2 separate regions of the Homo sapiens genome follow, and region 2 is linked to region 1. The links are chromatin contacts, found by Hi-C or POLR2A ChIA-PET in ENCODE. All regions are on one chromosome and are shown on one strand. Each heading gives the region's core, a stretch centred on a gene start or an enhancer-like site at or near the end of the contact. The rest is flanking DNA. Distances are from core to core; before and after follow the strand shown. Region 1 holds the start of ROR2 (receptor tyrosine kinase like orphan receptor 2). Region 2 overlaps SPTLC1 (serine palmitoyltransferase long chain base subunit 1).

What was found. A loop is a pair of places that touch in the nucleus more often than their neighbours do. ChIA-PET counts read pairs that join two places held with the same protein, here RNA polymerase II (POLR2A). Pooled maps may share reads with other maps.
Region 2: a map of sigmoid colon shows a loop between it and region 1 (4-fold over the local background). The contact joins the enhancer-like site here to the promoter of ROR2 in region 1. A Hi-C loop is called at or near these places in 2 of 168 maps with a recorded cell type or tissue (naive thymus-derived CD4-positive, alpha-beta T cell and sigmoid colon), 1 of 37 single-sample maps with no recorded cell type and 10 of 50 pooled maps. POLR2A ChIA-PET finds 5 or more read pairs at or near these places in 1 of 52 experiments (WTC11).

Annotation. Positions count from the first base shown.
Region 1 is chr9:91,948,947-91,951,521 of GRCh38, forward strand. ROR2 (receptor tyrosine kinase like orphan receptor 2) reads right to left here and starts at 1,282. Exons shown (of 9, transcript NM_004560.4): 1 at 921-1,282. The coding sequence starts at 1,017. RefSeq lists enhancers at 73-574, 575-1,074 and silencers at 1,268-1,447, 1,561-1,855.
Region 2 is chr9:92,096,858-92,099,432 of GRCh38, forward strand. The region is part of intron 3 of SPTLC1 (serine palmitoyltransferase long chain base subunit 1); the gene reads right to left. Among named protein-coding and RNA genes, the nearest start is that of SPTLC1, 17 kb to the right of the region's middle. Within about 2 kb of position 1,299, at least 14 of the 41 ENCODE cell types and tissues checked have a DNase peak (open chromatin) inside an H3K27ac peak, as active enhancers do.

The sequences.
Region 1 (2,575 bases), core at 32-2,531:
ACCTAGGCAGGTCCCAAGCTGCACTTCCGAACCTCCCCGCCGTTCCTCTGCGCCCCGGATCCAAGCAGCCGAAACCGCGCAGGGACTCGGGGGAAGTGGGGCCCCGGGAGGAAACCCACCTAGGAGCCGGGCCCCGCCCCTCCCGCCGCCAGCCTCCTACAGGTCCCGGGGGTCCCCCCGGCGCGGCCAGAAGGCGGCCGCGCCCCAGCCGCTCAGGGACCCGCGATCCCAGTCACAAACCATTTCAATCCAGATCACACACCACTTCGGCCACCCCAGAGCGGTGGGGGAGAGGAGGTTTCAGGGACCAACAAAAGGGATGCCAAAGAGCCCGTTTCCATCAAGCGGCCCGCGGGCTGGGAAAGTCAGGACCCGGGAGCCGCCGGCGCCCCCACCCCCGCCGCAAGAGCCGCTTCTCCGGGGCCACGTCCACCCCAGGATTCTGCCAGGCATCAGGCCGCCCTGGGGGTGGGGGGACGCTCCGAGACAGACGGGGGACACTCGGGGCCGTGTGCCCTTGAAGGAGGAAGACCTCGGGGAGGAAGCCCGGGTCCTGGGACCCTCGGGGCACATCTGCGGACTCGGGTCCCGGGCCCAGGGCGGGTACTCACATTCACACTCGCACTCCCACTCGCGACCCTCGGGAAGCGCCACCGAGAGGCTCCCAGCCGCCGCCGCCCGCCCCCAGACTCTGGAAACACTTAGGCGTCCCCAGAGCGCGGCTTATTGTAACCAGCCCGAGGGGGTCCGGGGTGCGGGCCGGGAGCGGCGTCGGGCGAGATGCGAATGGCCCTGCCTGGCGCCCCTCGTTCAGGAGCATGGGCGCCGGCGCAGCGGCCGGGAGCATAGTGGCGGCGGAAGGGCTGGCCAAGCGAGCCGTGAGCTACCGTCTGCGCACAAGCCGGAACGCCAGATCCTACCTGAAGTCCGGGACACTGAGAGCAGAAGCGCGGCGGCCGCCCAGACGGCCGGGATGCACAGCAGCGGCCGCCGCGGGAGCGCCGAGCCCCGGGCCATGCCGCAGGCAGTGGGGGCCGGGAAGCCCTCAGAGCTTCGGGCCGGGGCGCGGGGTCGGGCGCCACCACCCCTTTCTACGATGCGTCCGCTCCTCCTTCTCCCTGGCGCTTCGCAAACGGGTCCACTTCGAGGACCTCGTCGTCGTCCTCTTCTCCGGCCCGGATGCGCCGCTCGGCTCCGGCCACGGCAAGGGCTGGCTGGGGAGGTTCCTTGGCGCGGGCTGGGGCGTCCCGCCGGCCGCCAGGACGAGCGCGGGGGGCGGACCGCGGGCGAGCGCGCAGGAGGCAGGGTCCCCGCTCGCCCGCCCCGATGGGCAGAGCGAGGCTTGCGCCGGCGCCCCCTGCCGGGGGAACGCGCGGGCGGCGGGCGGGACCCAAGGAGCTGGGGCTGCAGCTGGGGCCCCGGACCTGCCTCCTGCGCCCGCCCTCGGGCCTGCGCCTCGGAACGCTTGAACACAAAGGTGGCGCCTTGGGGGCGTCAGCCGGAGTTCGGCGGGTCTGCCCACGCAGGAGAGGCGCCCAGAGCGGGTGCCCCCGACTTTCGGGGGCGACACACCCGGGGATCTAGGTCACAAATCAGTAACTCCAGGCTGCACTGCGCACCGGGACAAATCTGAGAGCCACCCAGCCCCAGACACCAGCGGTGAGGCAGGAAGAGGAGAAGCGAAAGTTGCAAAAGGAAATGTTCAGGAAAACAAACAGGCCGCCTTGGCACCGGCGCCCTCCCAGGTCGGTGGGGACAAGCGCGTCCCCCGAAATGCTCAAAACTGCCAGGGGTCGAGCTGCGTGGAGGGAGCCCTCGGGAGCGCGATGCTATCCGAAGCCACCGCGGCTTTTGGTTTACTGTTAAAAGCAAATTGTATAATTTTACCCATTAAAGGCAGAACACTATTTGTTCTCTGCAGAGGCCCAGAATGTGCAGAATTTGCTTCACTTATTAGAGACATTTTGAACGGAATTCAAATAGCATGTTTTCTTGCTTATTCTTGGTTTTGCTCAGCACATGCAAATGTCTTTGTTTTTCCTCTTAGAGGAAGGAATTGGATTCTCCAGCATCTCAGTTGCTTGTTCCATGAGATTGATCTTTTAACTGATTATCCAGCAGTTTGTTTGGTGTTTTTGCTGGAGTACCAAGCTCTGTTAATTGGAGGGCATTAGGGAGAGCCCTGGCCTTGGGTGCCAGACGTGAGGCCTCAGACGTGGCCAGAAATAAAAACTCTCTTGCTATGGTCTGCGGACAAAATGACTAAGCCAGCTCTAGCTTGTTACCTCTGTTAAAAGTATTTAGGCGTCCGGCTATCTCTACCCAATTTGTGTAGGGAAATATCTCACGCAGTTCTCATTCCCAGGAGCTGCTGTAAATCCAGTAGGAGAATGGGAGAAGATCCTAGCCCCTCCTCAACTGGATGGCAAAATTATTACCAAACTTCTTAGACGGGCTCAGGCTGTTCCTCTGCCCAGGCTGGTGCGGGTCTGAACGGGGGGGCTGCTCTCCCCAGTGGTTAGAGGACTGCCAGGGGTTTATCTTTGGGGTTTTCCTCCCTTTAGCTTCCCTTAGA
Region 2 (2,575 bases), core at 49-2,548, 150 kb after region 1:
AAAGATCACTATCAAAGAAGTAAAATAAAATCCCACAGAATGAAAAAAAAAATCTGCAAATCATATATCTGACAAGGGACTAGGATTCAAAATATATAAAGAACTTTTACAGTTTTAATGATAGAAAGAACCCCCAATTGAAAACAGCTAAGTGATTAAAGTAGACATTTCTCCAAAGAAAATATACAAATGGCCAATAAGCCGATGAAAAGGTGCTCAACATCATTAGTTATCTGGGAAATGCAAATTAAAACCATAAGATCCCACTTCCCACCTACTAGGATGGCTACAATAAAATAGAAAATAATAAGCATTGCTAAGGATGTGAAGAAATTGTAAACCTCATATGTAGCTAGTGGGAATATAAAATGATGCAACCACTTTGGAAAACAGTTTGGGGGTTCCTCAAAATGTTAAACACAGAGTTATCACATGACACAGCAATCCTACTCCTAGGTATATATCCAAGAAAAATTAAAACATTATGCCCATGCAAAAATGTGTACACATTATTTCATAGCAGTTTTATTATTTTTTATTTTTTCATATACTCTTACGAGGGAAAAAACCCAATTGTGCATCAACTGATTAATGTATAAACAAAATGTGTGTATCCATACACTGAAATATTATTTGGTGATAAAATGAAGTACGGATACATGCTACAATGTGGATGAGTCCTGAAAACATTATGTTAAGTGAAAGAACCCAGAAACAAAGGCTAAGTATTGTTTATTCCTTTTAATGTGAAATGTCCAGAATAGGCAAGTCCATAAAGTAGATAAATGGTTGCTAAGGCCTGGGCAGAGGAAGGAGTGGGAAGTAACTGCTAATGGCTTTGGGATTTCTTTTGGGGTGATAAAAATATTTTGGAATTAGATGGTGGTGATAGTTGTATAACTCTGGGAATATGCTAAAAACCACTTAATTATACACTTCAAAATGACAGATTTTATGGTATATAGATTACGTATCAATACAGCTGCTGTTTAAAGGAAAAAAACCTTACACTTCAAAATGGTAAATTTTATGGTAAATAGATTATATATCAATAAGGCTTCTGTCTAAAGGAAAAAAATCTAAGTTAATTCGCTTACTCTTGTGTCAACTCAGTATTGAATGTAAATAGGTATTGCATAAATTGAAGAAAAGTAACACTGAATGTAATCTGATTGGACTCCGGTGAAGACTCCAAGATGGCGATCGGTAACCATCTTGGCTACCCTGACTCAGCATTCCCGGATTCACCGGTTCCCGCCATCTCGGCAGCCATCTTGGCTACCCTGACTTGGCATTTTCGCTTATTCCCGCCATCCTGACAGCCACATCGGGTACCCTGACTCAGCATTTCCGGGTTCACCTTTCCTGTTCCCGCCACCCGGACCAACGCGCATGCCCACTAGGGCGTGTCACACTCAGAAGCACGAAACTCAACCTATCCCGCCCCTACCCCGCCCACTCCTCACCCAGCATCCATAAAAGCGCTCTGCACCTTTGGCACAGCGCGACTTCCCTGGCCCTCCCCCTGCGGACCAGTGAACCTCGCCCGAGAGCTCAGTAAAGATTTTTGCCCTCTTTGTCTCGCCCCTCAGCCTTATTGATCCACAGTGCCCTTCCATTGCCTTTCACTATCAACAAAACAACCTTCAATTTTCTTGTAGTTTCTGCAAACAATTTACATAATGTTCTTGATGACAATAAAAATATTGTGCATATTGAAAAAAAAGAAGGGATGTTAACAATCACCAGATATTGAGGAAGTGTCTAACAGATCAATAAAACTGATAAAACAATCAGTACAGTGCAAAAGGGTAAAAATAAAAAATTTTAAGATGTGTAGGTTTCAAAAAAAAAAATTCACCTTCCATGACCCTTCTCTGAAATCTATCTATAATCTACTGTAAACCAAGAGACAGGAAATAGCCAATGCAGAACAGAGAAAGGAAATTCTCAAGCTAATGGTGATGGGACACTCCAGGGCCACCCTGTGTAGCAGCTGCATATAACAACCAGTCAGGAGTGGAGCAGGAGAAAGAACAAAGAAAGTGAATCTAATAGATAACTAACGTGTGAACATTCTGAATGGAGTTTTATGCTCCTAGAGGCAAACAACATAAAGACCACTGTAGAACCAATCAAGTAACCAAACAAAAATGATTAACTCTGGGGAAAACAAAAGTATCCAATAAAGAAAATATAGCCTCATAACATTGGCCCAACTAATGAATAATACTAATGAAGTCATAAAAATATAACCACTAAATTATCTAAGGACACATTATCCTATATCTGAACTCTGCCAGAAGAAAGGGCAGAGCAAGGTTGCTGCATGAGCTGGGGTCCTGTTAGGGGCACCCAGGGATCGGCACCACAGCCCAAGGTCTGCACCAGGCTGCTGCACTTGCTGGAGGAAGAGTACCTTCCCCTAATCCACACAAAGGCATGACAGGAGCTATTCCAGGCCTGGGCACAGTGAGTGTAGATGTGTTTTCAGAGAGCCAGTCTCAAATCGCCTACAATTAATGGATATACAGTCGCGTGCCATTTAACATCTCAATTGACAAAATGGACCACA